Regions from separate parts of the Mus musculus genome. Here region 1 is linked to region 2. The links are chromatin loops, found by intact Hi-C in ENCODE. Cell type or tissue: left cerebral cortex. All regions are shown on one strand.

Region 1 (8,000 bases), 150 kb before region 2:
CATCTGTCATATATGCTTCCTTATGTTAGCACCCACCACCCAAGAGCTTCCTTTGACATATCTTATAGCTCAGATCTGATGACATATACTTCTCTCAGTATTTTTTAATCTGAAAAAATGTTTTAAAAAGTTTGCCTTCATCTTTGAAAGCACACTTTTAGTGGATAGAGTAGTAAGATTGAAAACTTGTCTTTCGATGAGTGGTGGTAATGCCAGCACTCGAGAGGCAGAGGCAGGTGGATTTCTGAGTTTGAGGCCAGCCTGGTCTACAGAGCGAGTTCCAGGACAGCCAGGGCTACACAGAGAAACCCTGTTTCCAAAAACAAAACTAAACAAAACAAAAACAAAGAAAAGAGAAAAGAAAACTTGTCTTTTATCACTTAAAAAAATATTATTCCACAATGTTCTGGCTTACATAGTTCCTGACAAGAAGCCTGCTGGTACTACTTCTTTGTCTTAGAAACTTTCCCCCCTTTTCTCTAGCTAACCTTGAACTTGCCTCACGGGCTCTGAGAGACCATCACAATGTGCCACTGTGTGGATTTTGTTCAGTTCAGTGGATTTCTATCAGGCTCTCTGTCTTAGTTACACTTCTTTTGCTGTCATCAAACATCATGACAAAGGTAATCTATAAATGACAGTTTAACTGGGTTTGTGGTTCTGAGAGTTAGGCTATTGTGGAGGAGTGAAGGCATGGTAGCAGGCAGCTGGACAAACAGCCGAGAGCTCACATCTTGATCCACAAGTACGAGGCACAGAGAACCAACATGAAATGGTGCCGGTTTTTTGAAACCTGCCCCAAATGACATACTTCTTTCAGCCAAGCCACACCTAATCCCTTCAAAAAGCCACCTAGTGGGGACTGTGTGTTCAAATGCTGAGACTTATGAGGGACATTTCATACAAACCATCACATTCACTGAGCTTCCCAGAGCTCTTGACTTCTCATTTTCATCAGAACCTTTGAAAGCTGACTATAAACTCTTTACACTTATTTCTGTCTTCCCCAGCTTTCCTCACTTTTCAGGATCCCAACTGCATGTATGTTAGCCCTCTCGAGGTGAATGTTTCACCTTTGCTTTTTGTTATTGTTGTCACACATCTGCCAATGCACCTTCCTGGCATTTTTCTTTCAAGGTAGGAAACTGCGGCCAAGAGGGGAAAATCATTTACTCAAGTTCCTTTCCATCTTCATAGCCACTTTATTACATGAAAAGGGCACCTTGCTGTTTGCCATCCTCAGGAAGTCCTGCAGCGTAAGGAGATGTTCTTAACAATGTCATTGAGCAGTGTCCACTGCTACCGTGATGCACACTAGGCCCTGAACCACACTGTCTTCCACCTCTCCCAGCCCCAGAGTCACAACCCAAGCACTCAGGAGTCAGAACTCACACATGGTACCTACCACATCATTTGGGAGGCTCTGGAGGTCATCAAAAGGGGTTTCCAGGGTGTTGGTGTCCACGTTCAAGATCACAACATCATCGAGGGCCATGTTCCTGACCTTCTGCAAGTAAAGAAAATCCAGAATCACTGGACCTGCCACCAGGACATAGTTCCTTCCCCTTGGGCGTCTTTAGGGAAGAGTAGCTCTGCTGGATAAAGGCGTCCTCTGCCATAGCCCCAGAAATACATGGCTCATCTTTGTTGTTCTTTTAACTGTCATAAAAATTCTCTGATTTGCATCATCACCTGCCCCTTCCACCAATAAATCTCAGGGATAAAAGCCATTTCACAGAGGCTAGGTAACATTCCTTAAGCCAAACAGCTAGAAAAATGACACTCTGTTGTCATTTTACATGTATGTGTATACACACACACACACAGTGTGTGTGCGTGTATATATATGAAAATTGTTGCTGATATTCTGATCCTAGCTTCTAGGACATCAAGGTACCTAAATAAACATTTCAAGGAATTTCCTATGGGGGGGATGGCTTATGCTTGTCAGAGACTTTTAAACAGTTGATAAAAGAACATGTCATTAACAGCTGATTAAAAAAAAAAATCTCAAGAAACTGAATCCTAGAATCTTTCCATGTAACAAAGTCTCTAACTCCTGCTATAGACGTTTCCAGGAGCCTATGCATCATCTTGCAAGCATCTACTAAGTACTTTCCATTGGTGGAGAACCAGAGAGGTTCAACAAGATGTATTTCCTCTCTCTTCTGAAGCCCACGGTTCTATTAACTGCTGCTTTATTCGAAGGCTGGGTGCAAATGAGAAGATGTTAATAACACAGCTGCTGAGCGCTGTGTAGAACTGTGACTTAGCAAGCACAGGCCCTGTTTGCAGAGGAGCACACTGAGACTCACAGAGGACTTCAGGACTTAGCAACCTTATCATAAGGAAGTTACAGGAAGGTCAACCACAATCATCTCGGCCACTAAAGACATACACATTTCAGAGTTCACAAATGCCTGCTCCACTGGTGTTTTCTTTTCCATTAGAAGGTGGAAGGAGTGATGTTACCACTCATTTCAGAGATAAGAAAGGGAGGCTCCATGAAGTGACAAAGCTTGTTTACAGTGGCACATCTGACTGAGTGGCTTTATCTGTGAAACTAGAATATATGTGCCCCTCACTTCTTACCAGTCCCCTCTAGACAAATGGTTCTCAACTGTCCTAGTGCTGTGACTCTTCATGTTGTGGTGACCCCAACCATATGATTATTTTTGTTGCTACTTCATAACTGTAACTTTGCTACTGTTATGAATCTTAATATAAATATTTTTTTGAAGATAGAAGTTTGCCAAAGTGGTCATGACCCACAGACTGAGAAACACTGTTCTAGGCTGTTATAAAGAGCAGAGTTCATACATGCCCTGGGTTAGGCACTCAGGAGGTCTTATACATGGCAGTTATTACTTTGTAATGTGTTGACAGAAGAGCTGTAGCCTATTGGAAGCAACATCTTGGCTCTTACTTCAAAGGCTGATGATTATCATCAGAGGTAGGATCAGAGAGCATAGATGAGGGACACCAGGCTGCAGGTACTGAACTGAGGACCACTATACCCCAGTATCTCTTGCCTTGCCTCATCTGACCCTCCCAATAGCTCCAAACAGAAGGGGCAGGAGGCAATGGCCACTGGAGAGCAGTCCTGGGCTTAAAGGTTCTGTGAGTGGGTGTTGAGAGTGGGTCAGAATTGGGCCTTCTCTCTGTGTTCCCAGAGCTGCCTCAGCAGCACAGATCAGCCCTTGTAGGCTCTATGAGGCTGGGCTGGAACAGGCTTTTGATTTCCTTCCACTCCTGGCTGGAGGACTTGCCGGTTAAGCTGTGTGGAGTGTTTACTTTTTCAACAATGGCTGCAGGCTGAAGAAGAGGAAAAACCCTGGCCTCCTTTCTTGACTTAGCAGGCCAGGGTCCCCTTAGTAACCGAATTGTCTCCAGCACTGGGCTCCAGGCAGGAGCTGGGTCGGCAGTTTCCTCTCATGGGACAATGCTGCCCTGCCGGTGGCAAGGCCTCTTCTAAAGGGGCTGGCATGGGCTCAAGGGGCTTCCTGAAGCTCATAGTTCCCAAGGAAAGAATCACAGGCATCTTGGCTAGAGGATGCTCTCTCCTGAAAGGCTGTGGTTGCGAGTGTTGGTGGAGAAGGATGGTTCCTGAGTGTGTTAGCTCACTTCTCTTCAACATCATGCTGGCAAGAGCCTATTATCTTCAAGGCAAAGGTGGAGGCTCAGAGACAAAGCAAACTGCCTAATGCCACATAGCTAGGGAGGATAGCAGTCCTGGTTGTGGTTAGTCTAACTCTAACACTTTTCTGAAGAGAGCAGATTCATGGATCCAGAATCCCAGGATTCATACTGAGCACCTTTACATGTGGGCAGTCACAGCTGATTCTCTGGGCCTGCTTTCTGTTGTGCGAAACCAGACTTGCCTTTTGTAATATAAAAATTACATATGCTTCCTCTACAGAAAGCCGGAGCTTACCATTTGGAGCCATCACTCTAAACTATTCCCTTTTGCGTTTCTTCTTTCTACCTCTGCTCTAAATCCTTTGCACTGCGTCGCCCCCCCCCCCCACGCCCCCCTTGGTTTTTCATGTTGATTACAGCATAAGCAATACTCCACTTCATTAAAAGCTAAGTGACAGTTACTAATTGCTCCAGAGTGTTCTGCTACATGGAAGCAAACTCAACCAAGGCCACTTGGCTGAAAATTACCTCAAGTGTTTAAGACATTAATATATATCACATGGTCATAAAGTCTGAAGGCTGGAAGTTCTGTGTTTCAGGACAGATTCCTAGAAGTGGATTTTAGTTCCCATTCCTTAAGAAGTGTCCCTGGTGAATTCAACTTGGAGAGATATCTTTTCTTCTAATTATTTTAAAGCCATTTTATCCACAGCTTGTGTTTCCTACTCTAAGTGAAGAAAAATCAGCAAAGACATGAGCAGATGTCAAAATAGTCCTCCAAAAATTCTTCCCAATTAGAACACTTACGAGTACCGCAGCACACCGAGACAGCTCTCCGGTAGCTTGTCCCACCAACACATTCCCTCTCTTTTTAGTTACAGCATATGCCAAGGCTCCTGCCAGCTGCAAACCCTTCCCCCACCAGACTCCATAGGCTTCTCCTCAGAATGGGAAGAAGGGGGAAAAAGCAACAACAACAAAAACCCTCAAATAACATTGATGTACATTGTCCAAATGACATTTTTTTAAAATCTAGAAACACAAAAACAGCAGCACTCCATCATATTATTCATTAAAATATTAAGATGTCTTTCCTGTGTACTTTTGTCACAGTCTTAGCTTGACCCCTTTCTTTGGGCCAGGCAAGGGACAACTTACAGCACATGAGAAGCTCACGAGTAGCCAAGAGGACACCAGTTTTCTCAGAGTCACCTTTAGCACTGTACTAGACAGAACATTACAAATCTTCCAGGTTCCCAGTTAGGAAAAGAGAACAGGACAATACTAGCTGTATGCTCATTGTGCTGTTTAATTTTATGTCAATTCAACACAAGCCAGAGTCACTGGATAGGGAGGGAACCTTAATTAAGTAATGCCTTCATGTTGGGTGATGGTGGTGGTAGTGACTGCATTTAATCCCAGCACCCAGGAAGCAGAGACAGGTGGATTTCTGTGAGTTTGATGCCAGCCTGGGCTACAGTGCTAGTTCCAGGACATACAAAAAACCCTGTCTCAAAAAACAAAAAACAAAACAAAACAACAACAACAACAACAAAAACAGAAACCGAATCAAACCGAACCAAAACAAACAAATGAAATGCTCTTCATAAGATCAGGCAGGCAAGCCTGTTTAAGGCATTTTCTTATTTAGTGATTGATGGGGGAGGGCCCAGTCCATTGTGGGTGGCACCACTGCTGGGCTGGTCATCCTGAGTGTCATAAGAAAGCAGGCTGAGTAAGCCATAAAAACAAGCCAGTAAGCAGCACCCTTCCACAGCTTCAGCATCAGCTCCTGCCTCCAGGTTCCGACTTGCTTGAGTACCTGTTCTGACTTTCTTTAATAGTAGACTATGATCTAGAAGTGTAAGCTGAAGAGACCCTCCCTTCTTCAACTTACTTTTTAGTCATAGTGTTTTGTTGCAGCAACAGAAACCCTGATTAAGAAACTCATTGTGGGGTTGGTGAGATGGCTCAGCAGATAAGAGGGCTGACTGCTCTTCCAAAGATCCTGAGTTCAAATCCCAGCAACCACATGGTGGCTCACATCCATCTGTAACAAAATTTGATGCTCTCTTCTGGAGTGTCTGAAGACAGCTACAGTGTATTTACATATAATAAAAATAAATCTTTAAAAAAAAAAAAAGAAAGAAAAGTGAATTTAGTGTTTTGTGTTTTTTTTTTTTTTTTTTTTTTAAAAAAAAGGAAAGAAAGAAACTCATAGTGGTATTTAGAGATGCTGATGTCTGGTAAAGAGTTTGCATGATTTCCAGAACTTGATGACTCTGGGCTCAGGGACTCTGAGAGCCTGCTGCATAGTGCTGTTATTAGGACCTAGCTTCCCACAATCAGAACAACACACTGATCTAGGTTTACCTATATAGTACTAACTCACTGATCCTCTGCCCTGTCTCTGGGTTTCCTACTTTAGTTTCTACCCCAGTATTTGGCCCACAAGCAGGCAATTCTTAAATGAGTGAATGAATAAATGAATGAAGGTGGGGGATGGGAGAGAGAAGGCTCAGAACCCATAGGTGAGCAGCACAGATTGCACATCTAGTCTGCTGAGTTCTATCTAACCACACCAGCTATACCAACCTGGCCAAGTCAATCTTCCTGTGCCTTCCTGTTTTTCTTTCTTCTGGGTTCACATAAAGACACTATCCTATCAGCTTGCTATGAATATTAAATGGGCTAACATTTAAAAAGTATTTAGTGCATGGCACACAGGAAGTGTAAGGTAAGTGTTTGCTAAGTTAAAAACTAATGTTCTTTTGGGAGTGATAAGAATGTGCCAAATCTTTATTATGGTGGTGGCTTCAAAACTGTTAAAATTCATTGAACCATTGCTTTAAATAGATGGTTTGTTGACATAAACTATACCTCAGTGTAGCTGATAAACTCATCAGAATGATATGCAGAAGAGAGAATAAACTCACAGTAGGAAAGGCAGGATTGGGTGCATGATTGTGAATGGGTCCTCAGGACAAGGAGGCACTTTCCAAGGCCACCCTGAAGACTCTGACTCCGGAGCCCTTTACGTCAATGTGAGAGCTTTAAAAAAATGTTCGGATCTTGTGCCCTCTTATGCCCTCTTGTGTCTAAATGCCTAATGCATGGGAAGGGAATTGGGCAGTTGATGAAATGGCAGGAATCACAGCATGGCCATATAAAATTAAGAGGAAATGATGGTTCTTCATAGAATGAAGAGATGTAAATGCTCGAATATAGATAGCAGTGCTGGCACGGGAAGCCAACTGCCTGTAAGTTGAAGAGCAAGGCCCAGCTCTAATCAAGTCAGTTTCCTCTGATGGACTGCAATGGACAGCAGTGCTCCTGCACCAGGATGGAGGTGTTGGGGGTCATTCTTATACCAGGACCACCTTTGTGGCAGGACCCTAGTTCATTGGTCTGCAGTGTGTAACACAGAGTCTGACACAGGCACATATTCCTTAGCTGGGGAAAGAGCAGACCAGCTGTGACTGGCTCCATTCTACTGGGAGTCCAGACTTACAGCAGATGTCAATGTGAACCCACTGTAAGCAAACTGGAGTCTGCTCCAAGAAGTGCAATGGGAATAACAATGATGATGGCAATGATAACAACCATGTAAAATTACCATGATTAATTAGCACAGGATGAATTCACAGTGGACAGGGACAGCAGGCATTAACTCAGGAATGAAGATGGCAGGTCTTGGAATCAGACCACTTCATCCAAGCCTTGCATCAGGACTGTGACTTCCAGCAAGTTCTCCTGAGCTGCCCAGCTGTGTTGTGGCTAGTGCAGCATGTGTGTCAGGAGCTCAGCACCAAGTCTGACTGTACTAAGTACCAGCACATGAGCTACTTTAGAAAGTTTCTCTACTTGTGATTTGACAAGTATGCCAATAAGGGGGGGGTTACAGTTCTGAGGAAACAGAGTTAAGCATATTTTCTGAGGAAGATAGACACTAGTAAGACTCTACTGTCAGAATTTTATGCTATTAAAATTAAGACTCCCAGTAGAGTAGCCTGTTCTCCTGACTCTGGCTCATGCTCTGAGGCTACACTATGTCTGAGCTCCAATTCAGCTTCCATGCTGTGGAAGTCTCTTAGCCCTTGTATCTGTTGAATTGGTACTCAATGAAGAAGTGATACCCACATCTAGGACAGTGGTTACCAGGAGGCTAGAGGAGGCTGGGTAGAGCTGCTGGCGTTGTAATGCCATCTCTCCATCTGAGTAGTGGGTACATGTTGTGTCCCCATCAAAGACTCACCATATACTTAGGACAGGTACACTTTCCCCATTAAATCTCATACATTAGCAAAAATTAGTAACATAGTCCCACCGGCTTATTTTGAGAATTAAATGAGTAAATATGT
Region 2 (8,000 bases):
ACCCAACCCAACTTTCCTCTGATGTCAACATTGCTTTTCTTCAGTAGTTAGGAAAAGAACTCCATCATATTTTCAGAACTAACCTGTTTCAAATAATTACCTTGTTGATACTGAGCAAGCACTATGGGAAAAGGTAAGAGAAGCAAGTAACAAGGTCCCAGCTTTTGTCCTAATTGTCAGGATTCTGGGTTTCCTTATTAAAACTTAAAGTTAAAGCATTTATCTTTCCTAACTTACACAATTAACCTCTGAGCAAAGAAAATTACTGGATATAAATAAAACTAAGAGAGAAAGCAGATTTGAAAGCACCTGGGAGGGACAAACTGAGAAAGAAATGTGGTCACTCATAGAAAGAAAAAAAAAATCTCAGGCCAGCTTTGATAGGACATGTAGCTGAAAGTTCTTTCAGGTTTTTGGTTCCACTCTTCTGAGATGACGAACTCACACTATCTTTTAATAATAGGCTTGTATCTGACTTTGATGTATGAAAGACATTCCCAGCTGGAGGAAAGCATAAGAAAGATCTCATATATTTGCTTCAGCTGCAGAGAGCCATTAATGAAAGTTTAGAAAATGAAGTAGCATTAGGAGAGAAATCTTTAGAAAGAGATGGTATGTCCTCACCCTGAAAAATCTTAGTGGAGACTGTTTCAATAATATAAAATCTAACAAATAATCTTCCCTCTTGTACATACCAGAGTTCTTCACCCTCTTCCACCTAATCCAGAACATATTCTTAATCCCATGTTATGACCGAAAACGGGCTTCAGAGAATTTGCTTCTCAACAAAACATCAAGGGTGAAACCAACATTCCAAATGGCACTTAGGCCATAAAACCCAACAGAATCAATCAGCAGCTCCCCCATGTGAGAATTTTACAATAAATTCTTTAAAAAACAAGAACTATGTTTGTGTAAGAACATGAGCACGCACAGTAAAATCTGGGCAAAGGAGACCTCAGCACGGTTCTGAGATGTCTGCAATAATCTCTGCCTGCTAATGCTCTGAGGCTGTGCTCCTCTCACTGTCAGAAGAGAGAGGAAAGAAGAAAACCAGGCTTTCTTAACCACCTACCCATTTAATGATTTTACTGACAATCTAATTTACTCCCAGCACAATACAAAGGAAAAACAAAACAAGGATTCAACAACATCACCAAGCTGCTTCCCATCCCTCTCAACTAGCCTACAAAATAACTGTTTTGCCTGAAAGACAGGAGTTGTAGAGGAAGCAATTGCATCAGACCTTTTCTTATGATTTCTTTTGATGGAAGACCAGGAGAAAAGCACATAAAATTATTAAGTTTGTTATTAGAAAAAAAAACTGCTAACCCCTAAATTACGTTATTATATAACATCATTACATATTACATATATGTGAATGACTTTACAAAGTAGGTCTCAATATCTTTATTTTACAGATATGGGGAAATGAAGATTAGACAAGTCAAGAGGTGAGATGTGATAGATAACTAATAAATCAGAACTTAGTTTTAACTGGCACATAATTATTTGTATTTATGAATTACAGTATGATAAATTGATACATAAGTCAGAACTGAATCTAGTTTGGCTAAAACTAAAAGCTCTCTCTCTTTATAGACTGTCAGGTAATTAAACACAATAGTGTCAGCTACATTCTATGAAAAATGTGTTTTAAGGTAGAGGAAGAGAAATTCCACATACACAAGCATGTGTGCAGCATTTATCTGTGCATGTGTATATGAGTAGGTAAATACTGACATGGAAATAAGTTATCTTAGCAAAATAGCCTCATTTTGAAAGTACCTAATTTGGGGGGTTGTACTTTTCCAGGTTCTCTCTCTTGCAAGTAAGTTTTTGTGCCCTCCTAGAAAATCCTATCATTTCTTCCTTGCAAAGTTTCCATATTCCTGGGCCCATGTGACATCCCTGTTTTCTCATCACACATGCCTGGCTGAAATCATGCCAAACCTCAGCAGCTTTTTGAAGTATTAAGTCTGTTGCAGAATTGCTAAAAAATAATAACAATTTCAACACCATAATGTAAACAAATATTCTACTCCAACAACCAAACTTTCACACACTGATAAGAAGAAGTATCAACCATCTTTATGGTACCTCAAGATGATAACAGATAGCTAAAACAGCCTCCTGGTTCACCATCAGCATCTCAACAATACTGAAATCAACTACCAGCTGAAGACAATATAATCTTCTGAATCACAGAGAAGAACCAGAGGAGGTATTTGTTTCTTGTCTCCTCTGTATGTAAGGCCTATTTTTGTCCCTTTGACAGGAGAAATTGCTTAACCTATTTCGCTCATCAGTTTCCTCAGTAAGGGAAGAAAATGAAAAAATATCTGGTTGCCCTTTTAGCTTGAGGGAAGCTCAACTTTGTCACGTAGAGCTGCATTGTGAATGGGATATGGGGATGACCCCAAACACTGGAGCAACCCAACACCAGAGGATTTGCTCCAGCATTGACAAGATGACATCATCCATGAGAGAAGAAAAGGCTGCCTCCTGCCCTCCCGCTTCTTTCTTGTCTTCAACAAGAAATTAATATCTCAAGATAACTCCGATGTGTTGGTCCCAGCCAGAACACTTGAAAGACACGTTCAATTAGGGCCACAGCATTGCTTCTGGAGTGAACGGCTATCACACTGCCCTGGAGTTCAGTCTCCTCTGCACACACATAAACACAAGTGCACAGCGCCCCAATGCTGTTGTCCCCTCAGCCTTCCAGCACTGCCAGTTGGCAAACCCAAGCCAGGAAGTTGTCAATTCCAATTGCGTTTAGGCCATGTAGTCCTATTAAAGAAGGCTTGCTGGTTAAGGGGCATCCTCTGTTTCCAAAGCATGGGAAAAAAGAAAAAAAAAAAAAAAGGCTGTGCTTAGATTGGAGCTGGCAACTTCCACTGACTAGAATTTTCAAGGGGCTGTGAATGAGTTTAACAAAGGAGGTCTGTGGCTAGTTTCTGGCTGAAGTCCATGTCAACAGTTTTTAAGGTCACAGGCCACACTAACTAACATTTATTCCCAGCAGACCCTGTTCTAAACACAAGCTGTACATAGTACAAATTTGAAATTTTTCTGTAATCCCTTGAGATATTCCTGATCCCTCCACATGTTTCTGCTCAATTAAAAACAATTCTCACTTCTCACCACAAGAGAGGCCATACTTGTAATCTCAGACCATCCTTAGGGTGGATGAACAAAAACCTGGCAAATCAAAGGGTTTGAGTGGGGAAGGGAAGGAATTCAGCTGGATCACACTGAACAGTGCAGACAGCTCCCCGGGGGCTCAGTTTTTGAAAACATAAAGCGGGTTATTGACAGAGATCCTGAGGCCATAAAAAAGCAGGTTTGAGGCACATATTGGGAACAGGCTCCTCGTCATTTTACACAAACAAGACACAAACTTCTAAGAAAATTAAAAGGTCAGTCAGGTGGGTAGAGAATGATGACAATGAAAAGGGCAGATGCTGAACACTGCCACTGCAACTGCAGAATGATTCCACAATGCAGATGAACTTTGAACATATCTGAAACCAAATGCTTATTGAAATCAATATGATATTTTACTGCAATTTGTGGGCAACACCCTCACCACCACCTCTGGCAAAAGATGCTTTGCAGCAACAACACATTTTATAATGATAGCAGCTTTAAATCTTGTAAGACCACATGAGTTTGAGCACCAAAGATACACCATATAATGTGTCTGACATGTGTCCATAAATAAAACTGAGGCTTAGGAAGTGATGTGACTTGCTCATGGTTTGAGAGCTAGCAAGGTGGAAAATGTAAAGCCAAGTGGATCCGCAAGGTCAAATCTCTTCTACGGACTTAAGGGGAAACAGCACCGTGTATCACTGTGCTGCTTCCCTTCCCTGACATTCTGAACTTAGAATGGTGACATGCATTGAAAACGCAATTTTTCTAAGTTAAAAATTTGTAAACTATGATAAAATGAGTGCTTAGATCAAGATGAACAAATGGAAACTCCCAGAACAGCTATTTTCTTAAAGAAACCCAAAGAAAATTTTTTTTCAAATGCTCAAGAAATTACCTAACTACGCCCACTGTTAATACTTAATTATTTTTATTTTATGTGTGTAGGTGTTCTGTTTACATATATGTAAGTGCACCATGTACATGCAGTGCACACAGAGGTCCGAAGATGGCATGGGAGCCCTTAAAACTAGAGTTACAGATAATTATAAGCTTCCATGTTTATGCTCAGAACCAAACCCAGGCTCTCTGCAAGAGCAGCAAGTGCTCATAAACACTAAGCCATCGCTGCAGCCCACTCATGGTTAATGCTCAATGATCCAAGCCATTTTTCTTATATATTGCTTTATAAAATAGAGATCATATCATATATAAAAATCTGTCTCTTGCTTCCTCTTTTCTATATAGCAATTACACCCTAAATGTTTTCCATGTCATCAAAGAACCATCTACAACAAATGTAATAGTTCATGGTATCTAATATAACTATCTAATTCTATAATTCTATGCTTGTAAATTTTAATTTTTATTCTATACACTATGCTATATGCCCTTACAAAAATGTTGATAAATTATGTATAATACAAATGACATAAAAACTATGACATACAGTCAGAGCACAATTCAAGCCTTGCTTGTAAATATAGTTCTAGAATATATTTTCCTAGAATATATTCCCAAAAGTGGGAAGAAACTTAAAGGTTTTAACTGAATATTTCTGTTTATATAGGAACACTGGACTATTGTATATATTGACCAACAAATTTAGGTGCTATCAAGTGTCCTTTTCAGGCTGCTGTTATCAGGCTCATGGGCACTTGATGGCACATAAGCCCATACACATCTCATTTATGACGTGACAAAAAGAATACAATTGCTCTAACCTGTTAGTCACTACTGCTGTAAGTGGTGTTGTGAGGAACCAATGATTGCCTTGCCAAGACCCTACACATGCATCCTGGTTATTATGAGAGTTCTGGGGGTTGAACTCAGGTCTCAGGCTTGCACAGAAAGTGTTTTTACTTCCTGAGCTGTCTCCATCACTCTCCCCTCACTTTTGAGATTTATCCATGTTGTTGTAGTTTGTTTTCTTTCCTAAATAGTTTGGCCCACTGTCAGAGCCAGGCATCCAAGGATTTTTTTTTCTAACTTTAAATTTTTTTTAAATCAAGTATTTTAGAGCTAAACATTTTTTAAATATATTTTGGGCATATACACATACACACATATAAATATATATTTAAAATAATAGGCTGAATATATGAATAGGACAATTAATCCTACTATACAGCTTCACCCACTTTACTTCAAAGGCATCTAAAACAGAATTGATTAGAAACCATAAATGATGCCACCCTGGATTAATTCTGCAATTAATATTGCTTGATGTTATAAGAAAGGGTTAGATGTCACTCTCTGGTAGTCCAACACTTAGGAACTAAGTTAAAGAACAACATCCTTCCTTTGGCCTGAGATTGTTGATAGTTTCAAGTCCTATGAAAAGAAAACCCTATTTAATTTCCACTGAGAACATTAATATAGGCTATTGTTTTCTCTTCAATATTTTAAATTTCTCGAGTTTTTAATAAGACCTTAAGAAAACATGTTGTCTTTCCTAATGTAATATGGACCAGGGTACAATTAGAATGGGCATATGCTACATTATTCTCCATACTGCAAAGCACAATTTGCTCTAAAAAGAGTAAAATCCCGGAAAGTAAATTAAGCTGGTTATTTCCTACTTTATTTATCTAAAATGTTCTGTAGTTTTATATTCATTGTTTTCAAAAGCTACAAATTGTTTCTCATTTTCAAGATTAGCTAATAGTTTGCATGCTAACTTGAAAAATAGTTGAATAGATTTTTCCTATAAACAAAAATAATAAAATCTCATAAAAATAAATAGTTCACAGTTGAATGTTAGAACTATAAAATTTTCAGCTTCAGACAGTGCAATGTACACTGGAAGAGAGGTCTAACATTTTCATCCTCCAGGAGACACCAGACTTCCTTATTGCTTCTCAAACTAATCACTAAGGGTTCAAACAGACAATCTAAATCTAGACCTGCTCTGCATTTGCAAGAATGCCTTGCCCTTAAGAGTGCAGCTTGGTCACAAAGGGTGATTTTACGTGTACTGCATAGATTAAGCCACTTCTACCTCTTGTCCAGCCAAAAGCAAAGATAAGGCAGAGAAGAAATAAAGCTGCCCCCTGGAGTTCAGCTGCTCCTTGCTGCCTTGTAGACTTTGGCCGCACCAAGGAAATACAGTAAGAGCAAAGGAGTAGCAATTTCTCATTTCTCTGCAGTGTGTTCCATCTCAGAAATGAACTCTTTTGCTAGCAAAAGACTTGAAGTTCCAATTCCTCATGACTCTGGGCTTTGGTCACCTGAGAGAAGGCTGGGGAAGGAGGAAGAGATGGCCTAAGGCTGGCTGCCAATGCCAGCTACTGCTGCTCCCACATCAGAAGGCACATCTGTCTTTCTCACCATACAGACTCCTGCTTCAATAGCAGGTCACTGGGAAAGAAGGCTGCTTTTTATTTACTTTTCTTTCTTCTCTTCAAAGGTGATTTTCTTTTTAAACTGTACAGCTTGTTACTGCTGGTGAGTTGTGACTCCCTAGGGGATTATGTTCTAAGTGTGTAGGCATCTATATAGGGAAAATGCATACCACTCTCAACCACTTCATTGTCCTATTAATTAAAATAAGGAAGTCATGTGTCCAACAAAGTGGTGATCTGCTCAGAACCCATCACCGTGAATTGTTTAAAAATCCTGAGGGCCAAAGAAGGGCCCTGGTGTAGAGACAAGAGCAACTGCAGGCAATCCCAGGGATTGTACACTGATAAAAATTATGTTTCAGGCCTCATAGCCAGTGAAATTATTAACCTGCCATGCCAACAGGGCTCCTTTCTCCTGAATGATCATCCAGAAAACAACAACAGCATGGTGTGCATTTTACTTTTAAGGAAAGAATGACAGAAGAAATCACATAGCTGGAGAGAGAAACAGAAACGCTAAAGGAGAGGGGAAAGCCCTCTGTTGAACAGACTGAAACACCTAGGTGTCTAAGATTTCCTTTAGGGCACTGGGCAGAAAAGCTGAGGTCTCTCAGCTTTGATGCCCAAACTACCCTAAACCATCAGGCTATATATTTTATAGAGTAGAGTACCCTCGGGCAAGACAACCATAAATAGCTTAAACTGGAGATTCCATCTGCTTCTAGATATTCCAGCAGCACCTGCTTTCAAGGTAAAAATCTGGGACCTGTCTCTACAGCTTTCTTCCCTAGCTTCAAACACTTGTTTTAAACTGAAACATCTCTCACAGAACCCAAAAGAATGTCTGCCACTGCACCTAAGGCAATGGTCCCCCTTCACCTTTTTCCTTGACTGTACCTGTTGTTTAAAGAACACGGAAACAGCTAGAAGACAGAACCAAAGCTGAAAGTCAGACTCCATGCTACCTCTAGAGTTTCTCTCTGTGCAAACTGAACTTTACAAGGTTTATGGTTAAAAAAATCAAAAACAAAATCTGAGCTCAATACCAAAGAGTATGGAGACCATGGCCATTTCTGCCATTCAGGTAGAACAAACTGTTGATGGAAGCAGATTCCACGAAGCACTACTCAGGTTCATAAGTCCATCCACAGAAGAGGACAACCTGACACCAATGGGGACTCAGGAGCAGGGATGAGAAGTCCTGTGGAAATCAAGGTATTATTCCCAAAGTGACACACAGCATCATATTCAGAATTACCTTGAACAAACAGCAGCAGTTGAAATGCCCACCTCAACCCTCAATCTGATTGTACTCCAAAGCACTAAGTCTAAAAGCTGGGATACAGAAGAGGCTTCAAATCTTAGTGATGTTCTACCAGCATTTGCAGTCAGATTTTTCAGTTATGAACTGATGAGCTTAGTTCTTTCGTGTAGATACACACGTTTTTCAGGGCCTTACATGCCACTTCTCACTGGTAAGAAGCTTTTCTCCTATCTACT

The links. Peaks named below come from ENCODE experiments on the same cell type or tissue, not always from the same donor. Only the 100,000 strongest peaks of a DNase experiment are listed, where the experiment ranks them.
Region 1: a loop joins it to region 2, with 2.3 times the contacts of the local background. A loop is called at or near these places in 3 of 42 quality-filtered maps.

The regions. Positions count from the first base shown.
Region 1 is chr2:37,960,236-37,968,235 of GRCm38, forward strand. Dennd1a (DENN/MADD domain containing 1A) reads right to left here. Exons shown (of 23, transcript NM_001362973.1): 12 at 1,406-1,507. Among named protein-coding and RNA genes, the nearest start is that of Crb2, 190 kb to the left of the region's middle. In left cerebral cortex, no CTCF peak of the experiment used is centred here; DNase peaks (open chromatin) are centred at 3,346, 3,810, 4,500 and 5,395; H3K27ac peaks cover 1,748 bases.
Region 2 is chr2:38,109,059-38,117,058 of GRCm38, forward strand. All of the region lies in intron 5 of Dennd1a (DENN/MADD domain containing 1A), which reads right to left. Among named protein-coding and RNA genes, the nearest start is that of Dennd1a, 170 kb to the right of the region's middle. In left cerebral cortex, CTCF peaks have their summits at 3,182 and 6,219 (motif pointing left); DNase peaks (open chromatin) are centred at 2,772 and 2,940; H3K27ac peaks cover 587 bases.